2 separate regions of the Homo sapiens genome follow, and region 1 is linked to region 2. Evidence: read pairs that join two places in POLR2A ChIA-PET (ENCODE). Cell type or tissue: CD4-positive, alpha-beta T cell. All regions are shown on one strand. Each heading gives the region's core, and the rest is flanking DNA. Links, peaks and the distances in the headings are about the cores only.

Region 1 (5,377 bases), core at 244-5,243, 150 kb after region 2:
GCGGTATCTGGAGATTAAAGAAACATTTGGAAATGATTCAGAGATTTGATTTTATGAGTGAACGAATGTCTTGGAGTATCCACAGTTAAGTTTGTTTTTTCGTTTAAATTCTGTTTGCAAATATTAATTCTTTTTTTCGAGACAAGGTCTCCTTCTGTCACCCAGACTGGAGTGCAGTGGTGTGATCACAATTCACTGCAGCCTCGACTTCCTGGGCTCCAGCAATCCTCCCATTTCAGCCTCCCAGGTAGCTGGGACCATAGATGTGCACCAACATGCCTGGCTAATTTTTGTATTTTTTGTAGAGACGGGGTTTCGCCATGTTGCCCAGGCTGATCTTGAACTCCTGAGCTTAAGCTATCCACCCGCCTCAGCCTTTCAGATTTCTGGGATTACAGGTGTGAGCCACCATACCCAGCCAAGATTAGTTCTTTTGAGTTAGATTTATTTTAGACAGTTGAATACTCGCTAGCATGGTTTATTAGCAACAGCAGTTTACTGTAGAAGAAATGCTTGTTTGTGTTTCTGTTGGCTTCATCCAAACAGGTTCTGAGCTAACTCAGTTTATACTTTGATAGGCTCTGTTTTCCTCAGGGCCATGTTGGGGAATGTCAGATAATACAAACCAGAGATATGTGCTTACTTCTTCCATGTGTTGCCTAGGTTTTATGCGGCTAAGCGGAATAAAATATGAACTAACTTGACATTTGCTTGTAACAAAACCTAAAATGTGGTGCCTACTTCTTGAGAATTGCCTCTTAAAATTTTTTGAAGTGTTGGATTTTAGTATTTGAGAAATAACAAAATAAATTGAGACTGTGGGGGCACTTAGGGAGTTATGTAAGCTTTTAAGCTGGTAAAGTTCCCCTTTAAAAAAAAATTGCATGTTCATTTGTTACAGTATTTTTCTTTCTTTTTATGGTAATGTAAGTGAAGTCATTAGATCTTGCCCCACTATTTGGACAGTGCTGATGATGCAATCACCATTCATTTTGATGCTTTTGTTCAACTGTCTTTGTGCGCTTAAGATGCCAAGTTAAGCAGTAAAACTTCCAGAAAGTTGTTTTGCTTTCTTGACCGTATCAGTTTTCTAGAGAAAATTTGTTCTGAGAAACTGTAGGGCCCAGTGAAGCAACCAAATGAATTCCTTAGCTCAGCCCCTGTGGGGCTCTCCTGCCCTGTGTCTTAGGTTTAGTAGCCACCTGAGGCTTGTGGGGTTTTTTTCCCCATATACTTTCTTTTAATGTAATTTTCTGTCTTATTACTTTTAAAGAACAAAGCCCAGGGACTAGTTCCTGCAACAACTCCTTTAATAGTCTGGATGTAGAAAAAAGTTTGAAGGAGTGTGTGTGGTTTATTTCTCAGCATAGTTCCCCCAAATTGTTACCTTAACTCCTAAACTGGCTGCAATAGTGATCACTCACCTCACGAGATCAGACTAGTCTGTCTCTTGCTTACAAACAAGGAAGCTTGCCAGGGGTTGCATCGCCAGTGAGCAGAGTGGGGACATGAACCCCTACCAGAACCCTAGAATTCCAAATCTAGGTGCACGGTCATTGTCCTAGCTTTGCTTTCTTGGTCGTTCTCACCAATTCTGTCCACTTCCTTCTTCCCCTGGTTTGGAGTCTTGGCCCTGCCACTTACTCTGTGACCTTGAGTGGATCCTTCACCTTCTCTGACCGCTGATGTCCTTGACTTTAAAAAAGGAATAGCTTCCTCTGAGGATAAATGAGGGAAGATGTGGACATTGCCCCCCCGCCTGCTGAGGCTGTTCCTTCCTGCTGCACTTGAGCAGCCTCATCTTCCTTCATCTCCTCTCATGTTCACTTCTCTTTGCCTGGACCATTGGGGAAAAAAGTGCACAGAATGAGATTATGTGACTACAGCAATTCTGAGTTAGCTTTGATTGCTCTGCAGTAAAATTAAGGGACCATATCTTTCTCATGCACATGATATATAGTTTCAAATATAGATCTGTACATACGTGATGATGAAAAGTTCTTCAGGATGAGGATGTATCAGAGAGTGTGAATTGAGGCCAGTCTTCTGTTTCCTCCCAAACTCTTAACAGATTGCATATCTTCATGCAAATCTTTTCATGTATTCCTTGTATACTACCTATAGAAAGGTGGGACTTGGGAGGGTCACTTACAACTCCTGTGATCTTATTTTCTCCTCCAGGGGCTCCTTGAATAGAGTTTTCCCCCATTTTACTGGCCAAGGCTGCAGTTAGAGCTGTGGTTTGTCCTGCAGGGGATATTTGTCAGTGTCTGGAGAAATTTAGGTTAACGCGACTGGAGAAGTGCTATTGGCATCTAGTGAGTGGAGGCCAGGGATGCTGCTAAACACCCCGCGGTACACAGCAGACCAAAGAATGATCTAGCCCCAGATGCCAGTAGTGCTGAGGTTGGAAAACTCTTAAGTTAGTAAATATACAACTGATAGGAAAAACATGAAGTTTCAATAATTAAAAAGCTTTGCACGAAAGTTTATTACAGGGCTGGGCATGGTGGCTTAGGCCTGTAAATCCCAGCACTTTGGGGGGCCGAGGTGAGAGGATCACTTGAGCTTAGGAATTTGAGACCTGTGTTGGCAACATAGTGAGACCCCATCTCTAATATATATATATCTGGGCATGGTGGCTCCTGCCTGTAGTCCCAGCTACTTGGGAGGGTTGAAGTGGGAGAATGGCTTGAGTCCAGGAGGTTGAGGCTGCAGTGAGCCATGATTGCATCACTGTACTCCAGCCTGGGCGACAGAGCAAGACCCTGTCTCCAAAAAAAAAAAAAAAAAATTACAAATATGCCAACCATGTCTTCATTCCTTCTAAGTCAGTAAATGCACCAGAGTTGTCTACACAGCTCTGTGGGCATTGGTGCGTATCGCTGCCAGGGTCACAGGTTTTGTAATCAAGCTACCCTCTTCCATAGAGAACTTGATAAAGCTCTCTTAGGTTTGCATTGGAAGTGCTGCTGCATGAAGCAGAATCTGTTTTGTGCTGATTCCTTCCACTTTGATTACGGTGTAATTTTTGAAAAACACTTCCGCCATCCACTAAAATACCTTGAAACATTTAAATTTGAGTAAAATCGTTTTTATGGAGAAATAGCCTTAACAGGTTCTTTCCCTCACCCCAACCTTTTTAGGCAAATGAGTTGTGGTACACTCCTTAGCAGATGCTGACTTCCATGACCATGGTCCTGCTATTTTCTTTCTTTTGAGGACAAAAGTAATCGCAGATCATTCATATCCACCTAAACAGTTTTTGCCTTTGCATAATCTTGTTCAGTCTTTGTCTTCACATATTTGTCTTTCTATGCTTGTAGTCATGGTATACACATGCTATTATTTTACATATGATTTTAGGCCATACATATTTTTCCATATTTATTTTTTCACTTTAATACAGAGGAGAACAATTAGGAATATTTTTCTGTATTTAAATATTAGCTTTCTTATTGCTCATTTTTCCTGGTTGCATAATCTTTCCAGTTAACTTGGTTTTTGGAAGGAAACATTGGTTTTGAGGCCAGACCCTGGTTTGGTTTCATTTCTACCTTATGCTAGCAGAGGGACTTGGGGAAACACTTGGTCTGTCTGTGCCTTAGTTATTTTAATGGTCTGTAAATATGGGTAATAATGCCCACCTTAGAGTTGTGAATATTAAATGAGAATATGCATATATAGTTTTCAGTATAGGGCCAAGCAAGTAGTCACACAGCAGATGGTGGCTGTTACTGCTTTTACCATAAGTATTATTATAGATGTTTTGTTTTTTTTTTTCCTTTTAGCATCCATTCTGGAAAAAGTCTTCTGAGCCACATGCTAGGGACAGCTTTTAAATCTACTTTTCTTTTTTTTGGCTCCTCATAAATCAACTTGATAAGTCCACTTTTAAGAATAGAACTTAAACCCTTCGTTAATGAATTCACAAAATCCTCATTATAATGGCGGAGGAGGTTGAGGCTGAGAAAGGCTAGCCAACTTGTTCATGTTCTTCCAGCGTTAGCATAAGACCTCAGCTCTCAATAAGTCTGGGGACCCCTGGAAGTCCCCCAAACCCTTTTAGGGAGTCCCAAAGGCCAGGTATGTGTTCATAAAAATACTAAGACATTGTTTGTCATTTTTATTCCCATTCTCTCATGAGTATATGAATAAAAAAGTTAATTCCAGATTCCACATTGCAGTTAACCCTTCAGAAATGACTATTCATCAGACTTTAATCTAATATGATAGAATAGACACAGTTATTTGAAAAGGCCACTAAAGCCCTTTGTTCATTTGTAGTTGCATATCTGTGTGGAGTTGCATTTTCTTCACATACTTCAGTGAAAACAATCTATTGCAAAAGAGTGAAGGCAGAAGCAGTTGGGAGAGTCTAGTTATCTTTTAAACCAGCCACTAAAGAGATTTCAAAAATAGAAAAACTGTACTACCTTTCTCACTATTTTTGGGTAAAATACAGTTTTTTTCATTTAAAAATGTTATGCTAACATGATGGCTTTGTAATTAAATGAATTAAATATTTAAACACTTCTCAGCTTTAATTTCTAATATGGCAAATATCAATAGAAGTAATGCTCCTAAGAGCTTTCTCTTCGGGATGCTTAGTAATTTTTAAGAGTGAGGACTTCTGAAACCCAAACATTTGAGACCTAGTGCTGTAAAGTACAAAATAAAATGTAAACATTTACCCAGTATCTTACATAGAAAGAACATCAAATAATATTTGATCACTCCAGACATCTCTACACAGAGATAAGACAGATAAAAAGACAAAAATGGCATCAGATTATATATTTTTTAATAACATTTAAATTTTAGTTTTACTTGATTTTTTTTTTTTTTTTGGTGATGGAGTCTCACTTTGTTATCCAGGCTAGAGTGCAGTGGCATGATCTTGGCTCACTGCAGCGTCCGCCTCCCAGGGGCAAGCGATTCTCCTGCCTCAGCCTCCTGAGTAGTTGGGATTACAGGTGGCAGCTGCCATGCCCGGCTAAGTTTTGTATTTTTAGTAGAGATGGGGTTTCACCATTTTGGCCGGGCTGGTCTGGAACTTCTGACCTCAAGTGATTTATCCGCTTCAGCCTCCCAAAGTGCTGGGATTACAGGTGTGAGCCACAGTACCCAGCATTTTACTTGATTTTTTTTTTTTTTTTTTTTTTTTTTTAAGACGGAGGCTTGCTCTGTTGCCCAGGCTGGAGTGCAGTGGTGCAATCTCTACTTACTGCAACCTCCACCTCCCGGGTTCAAGCAATTCTCCTGCCCCAGCCTCCCGAGTAGCTGGGATTATAGGCACGCACCACCACGCCCAGCTAATTTTTGTATTTTAGTAGAGACAGGGTTTCACCATGTTGGCCGGGCTTGTCTCGAATTC
Region 2 (5,377 bases), core at 59-5,058:
ACATCCACACGTGTGCAATCCTCCCGCCTTGGGCTTTGGCCCTGCAAGGCCACCTCAGGCTGTTCTGTGTACTCTGGGAGCTTAATTGGTGGCCACCAGTGGCTACAAGCCCTCCCTGCCTCCCACACCCAGGGACAGGATGCTTGGCTTATCTCTGCCCTCTGGCATGTCTGCCTCAGAGTTGCCCTGGGAAGGGCTGGGCTGGATCAGGGACACAGTCCAGTGGGCTCAGTTTGGGCCCCATGTGTGCCCCCCACTGTCAGGTTCAGCCCATGCTCTGACCACTACCCCACGCTGCCTCTCTATGGCTTTATTTAATGCACTTATTTACTTTAATTCTTTTTTTTTTTTTTAGAAATAGGATCTTGCTCTATTGCCCAGGCTGGAGTGCAGATCATGGCTCACTGTAGCCTTGAACTCCTGGGCTCAAGCAGTCCTCCCATCTCAGCCTTCTTGTGAGTAGCTAGGACTGCAGGTGTGCGTCATGGTGCACAGCTAATTTTTTATTTTTTGTGTTTAGAGATGGGGTCTCGCTATGTTGCCCAGGCTGCTTTTAAACTCCTAGCCTCAAGCGATGATCCTGCCAAGCCACCACCCCTGGCCTCTCTAAGGCTTTAGTGTCCTCTATTCTATCTCCTCAATTCCTGAAGAGTCTCTCCTGCCTGTTCCACCTCCCTGCCGTGCCTCCTCATCGCCAGGTCTCACTCCTCCAGGAAGACTTCCCTGCTGCCCTCACACGTGCTGACTCCTGTCTCTGCTGAACAGCAAGATTCACAGGGGCTGCCTGTCCCTCTCTCAGGGCCCTTGTTGAATACCTCAGCTGTGTCCCTGTCTGCCCATCAACAAACCAAGAGCTCCCCAGGGGCAGGGGCTGGATCGGATTCACCCCTCTCCTGCATCCCTTTCCTGGTTCCCAGGGCTCAGCTTTGGGAGTCCCCCTACTGTCCCCTCCCTCCTTCTTCTCCTTCCACACCTCCCTCTCCCTTCAGGCCTTTTCTCCGCAAGGTGTCAGCAGGAGACAAGGAATTAATCCACGCACCCATCCCTGCCTCTGCGTCATCCGCCAGGTACATGCTGCCTCTGACCCAGTTCCGGCGCACGTGGCGTCGGAGGCACAGGGGGAGCAATGGGCCTTGAGGCTTGGCCTTGATCCTAATGTGCGCCACTTTTTTGCTGGGTGACCTTGAGCAAGTCACACCACTGCTCTGGGCCTCTGCTTCCCCATCCCTACCATGAAGAAATCAAGTAACAATAATAATGGAACCAACATTCACACAGGACTTACCACCTGCCTGGCCGTTCTCAGGACTAATGCACTTAATCCTCACAAATACAAGGTAGGCATTATTGTTAGCTCCACTTAAAAAAAAATAGAGACAGGGTCTCACTATGCTGCCCTGGCTGGTCTCCAATTCTTGGCCTCAAGTAGTCCTCCTGCCTTGGCCTCTCAAAGTGCTGGGATTACAGGTGTGAGCAGCAGCACAGGCTTTTGAGATGAGGAAACAGGCAACTTGCCCAAGGTCACACAGCTAGCATTGGTATTGGCTCCAAAGCTGGTACCTTTCACTCTTGTGCTTTCCCAAGGCAGGATATTGGGAACATCGCACCCAGATTCCCCAGCCAGGTGGGGAAACTGAGGCCCAGAAGAGGGCCGAGTCTCAGTGGGAACTCGACCCTCAAAGTATTTCGTCATTGGTCGTCCCTGCCTCCACTTGCAGGAGCAGCTGTGGATGTGATGGCTGTGAACTTGCCAGCACCAGGCAGCGGAGGCCTCTCTGACCTCTGTTCACGCCGGGCTGTCAGCGCCGCATCCACCCACACTCAAGAGGGTGGAGGAAGGGCGCACACACCTCACGCCTCAAGGGTGTGTCCTCACCGGCCCTGAGGGAGGCCTCCATCTGCCATCTGTGTTGCTGAGGGTGGGTGGGGGTCCCCCTCGACTTCATGGCAGTAGTCACGGCTCTGCCACAAGCTGGGAGGGCCACCGTGGTGGGGGAGGGTTTCCCAAGCAAGAAGCAAGACTGAGCCGCCCACCACTTCCTGCTGGCGGTCGGCAAGCGTTGGCACCACCCTTATGAAACGACACCCAACTCATCGTCTGGCTCAGGCCTACTTTGGAGTCCTTGTTGCTCTCCCCACCAACACACACACGGATGCACAAGCATCCACACAGACACACATGCACACATGCGCACACACACAGACACACGTGTATACACAGACCTACATGGTGTGGCCAACTTGGAAAAATTTCATTCATTGAGTCCTCACAAAACCCCTGAGAAGGGGGGGTGCTTCCTATTATTTTATTTTTTTAAAAAATAAAAGGTTTCCCCATTTTGCCTAGGCTGGTCTTGAACCCCCAGGCTCAAATGATCCTCTTGCCTCAGCCTCCCGAGTAGCTAGGACCACAGGCATGCGCCACCACGTCCAGCTTGAATTCCTATTTTGAAAAAATAGCTTAATTGAGGTAGAACTTATATACCACCTAACTCCCATGGAGTGCACAATTGAATGATTTGAGTAAACGTAAAGGGCTGTGCAGTCATCGCCACAACTGAGTGATGCCTTCTATTTAACAGACAACAAAAGAGGCCCAAGAGGTGGATGATCCGCCCATAGTTATGACACAGACAGCCACCTGTCCCTCAGCAACGCGTGTGTCCTCTCCTATACTACAAAGTCGGGCTGGAGAGCGGCCATCCAGCAGGGAACCACGTTGCCTCCCTTGCATCCAGGCCAGCCATGTGACTGGCTCCCCACTGGAATGTGCACAGAAGTGGTATGTGTGTCGCTGTCAGCCTGGGGCTTCAAAGGATCGGGGAAGGTTTATCTGCACTCTCTTCTTCTGCAGCTGGTTTGATGCAGAGGACTCCAAAACCCCAGAAGATGGTGGAGCCACAAGAGAAGAAGCACCTGGGTCCCCAGGTCACTGTGTGGAAAGCCTCCTGCTGTGGAGGATTGCCCGTCTGCATTGTTGTGGGAGCCACTGGGAAACTTCGATCATGTTTGGCTGCTGGGATATGGGGGCTTGTTTGTTACAGCAGCTGGCACTACCCCAATTCAAGGGTTATGCAGCAAGTAAGCAGAAGAGCTCAGATCTGGGGCTGCATGTGATGGCACCTGTAGTCCCACCACTTTGGGAGGCCGAGGTGGGAGGATTGCTTGAGGTCAGGAGTTCGAGGCTGCAGTGAGACATGATCACACCACTGTATTCCAGCCTGGACAACAGAGTGAGGACCCCATCTCTATCAATTAAAAACAAAACAAACACACACACACACACACACACACACACACACACACACACCCCAAAGAACGCCAGGCACGATAGCTTGTGCCTGTAATCCCAGCAGTTGGATTGGGAGGCCAAGGCAGGTGGGTTGCTTGAGCCCAGGAGTTCAAGACCATCTGGGTAACATAGCAAGACCTCCATCTCTATCTACAAAGAAACAAAAAAATTAGCTGGGCATGGTGGCACATGCCTATAGTCCCAGATACTTGGGAGGCTGAGGTGAAAGGATCGCTTAAGCCTGGGAGGTCTCAACAGAGTGAGACCCTGTCTCAAAAAAAAAAAAAAAAAAAAAAAAAAAAAAAAAAGCCCAAGCATGGTGGCTCACACCTGTAATCCCAGCAATTTGGGAGGCTGAGGCAGGCAGATCACTTGAGATCAGGAGTTTGAGACCAGCCTGGACAACATGGTGAAACCCCATCTCTACTAAAAATGCAAAAATTAGCCAGGTGTGGTGGTGGGCACCTGTAATCCTAGATATTTAGAGGGCTGAGGCAGGAGAATTGCACGAACCCGGGAGGTGGAGCTGGCAGTGAGCTGAGATTGTGCCATTGCACTCCAGCCTGGGTGACAGCGAGACTCTGTCTCAAAACAAACAAACCAGAGAGATTAGATTTGAACCTCAGCGTGTCCACCTCCCTGGAATGTGGCCAGAGGAGGTTAACCAGGACAGTGACAATACTGGGCACCAAGTGACAAGGACCCAGTTACAGAAGTAGGTGGAGAGTGACCAGCCTGTAAAGAGAAGACGGCTTGTTCCTATCCTGCTCTGTGGGAGAATAATTATGCTGGCAAATATTTCCTGAGCATTTACTATATGCCAGGCACTGTGCTAACCACTGTGGATTAAATCTATTAGATGATAAGCACAGCAACCCTGGGAGGTGGGTGCTACCGTCGCTATCCCCATTTTACAGGAAGAGATATTGCTACGGTTTTAATGTCCCCTCCAAAACGCATCTTGAAATTTATTTATTTATTTTTTCTTTTCTTTCTTTCTTCTTTTTTTTTTTTTTTTTGAGACTGAGTCTCACTCTGTTGCCCAGGCTGGAGTGCAGTGGCATAATCTCAGCTCACTGCAACCTCTGTCTCCCGGGTTCAAGCGATTCTCCTGCCTCAGCCTCCCGAGTAGCTGGGACTACAGGCGTGAGCCACCACGCCCGGCTAATTTTTGTATTTTTAGTAGAGATGAGGTTTCACCATGCTGGCCAGGCTGGTCTCTAACTCCTGACCTCAAGTGATCCACCCATCTTGGCCTCCCAAAGTGCTGGGATTTCAGGTGTGAGCCACCACATCCAGCCAATAAATGGTAATTTTTACTCTGTCATTTTAGAGACAGCGAAGCATAGTGGTTAAGCTTTTGGACACTGGAGTGATGGTGCCTGGATTTGAATCTTGGCTCTGCCGCCTATTGGATGGATGATTTTGAACAAATGACATGACCACTCTGTGCCTCAGTTTCCACATCTGTGTATTGGGGTTAATAAGTCTCTGTGTCATAGGACATTGTGGGGATTAGATGAGTTCATTTACATGAGGCGCTTGGTACATGACAGGGGTTCCCTGAGTGTCGGCTATTTATCATCACTCTCCTCCCCGTTGGCATCATCAACCTCTTCTAGCACCCCCAGCCTCTCTGTTCACAGCGGCCGCTGTTACTCACAGCCACCCCCATCTGTACTGCACTGTGCTGGGGCTGGGGCTGGGGCTGGGGCTGGGGCTGCTGGAGGGAGAGAGCACCTTGCCCTGCAGATGCCCTGGCTTCTAGCCCAGCCCTGCCACTGACTTCCTACGTAACTTTCGGCAAATCACTGTTCCTCTCTGGCCATCAGTCTCTGTGCCTGTAAAATGGGGCTAATGATACTTTGCACAGGCCCTTGGGAAAATAGCTATGTGCCTACAGGGTCACATTCAGGAAAGCCAAGTATAAAAAGTTACAATTTCCCAAACACGTAGAGAATTATTCACCCAGCGTTTGTCACACCCTGGCTAAGTGCTGGGAATAGTGAGATGAGGAAGGCACAGGGCTTGCTTTCAAGGAGCTCTTCGGTTTCTTGCTGGGTTGTTAATCCCCTTCAAGGCCTA

Evidence for each region. Peaks named below come from ENCODE experiments on the same cell type or tissue, not always from the same donor. Only the 100,000 strongest peaks of a DNase experiment are listed, where the experiment ranks them.
Region 1: POLR2A ChIA-PET joins it to region 2 with 9 read pairs; 1 of 35 experiments calls an interaction of 5 or more read pairs at or near these places.

The regions. Positions count from the first base shown.
Region 1 is chr16:28,159,978-28,165,354 of GRCh38, reverse strand. All of the region lies in intron 6 of XPO6 (exportin 6), which reads left to right. Among named protein-coding and RNA genes, the nearest start is that of XPO6, 49 kb to the left of the region's middle. In CD4-positive, alpha-beta T cell, for the core only: no CTCF peak of the experiment used is centred there; no DNase peak of the experiment used is centred there; H3K27ac peaks cover 550 bases.
Region 2 is chr16:28,306,674-28,312,050 of GRCh38, reverse strand. The region is part of intron 1 of SBK1 (SH3 domain binding kinase 1); the gene reads right to left. Among named protein-coding and RNA genes, the nearest start is that of SBK1, 17 kb to the right of the region's middle. In CD4-positive, alpha-beta T cell, for the core only: no CTCF peak of the experiment used is centred there; a DNase peak (open chromatin) is centred at 2,000; H3K4me3 peaks cover 563 bases; H3K27ac peaks cover 3,199 bases.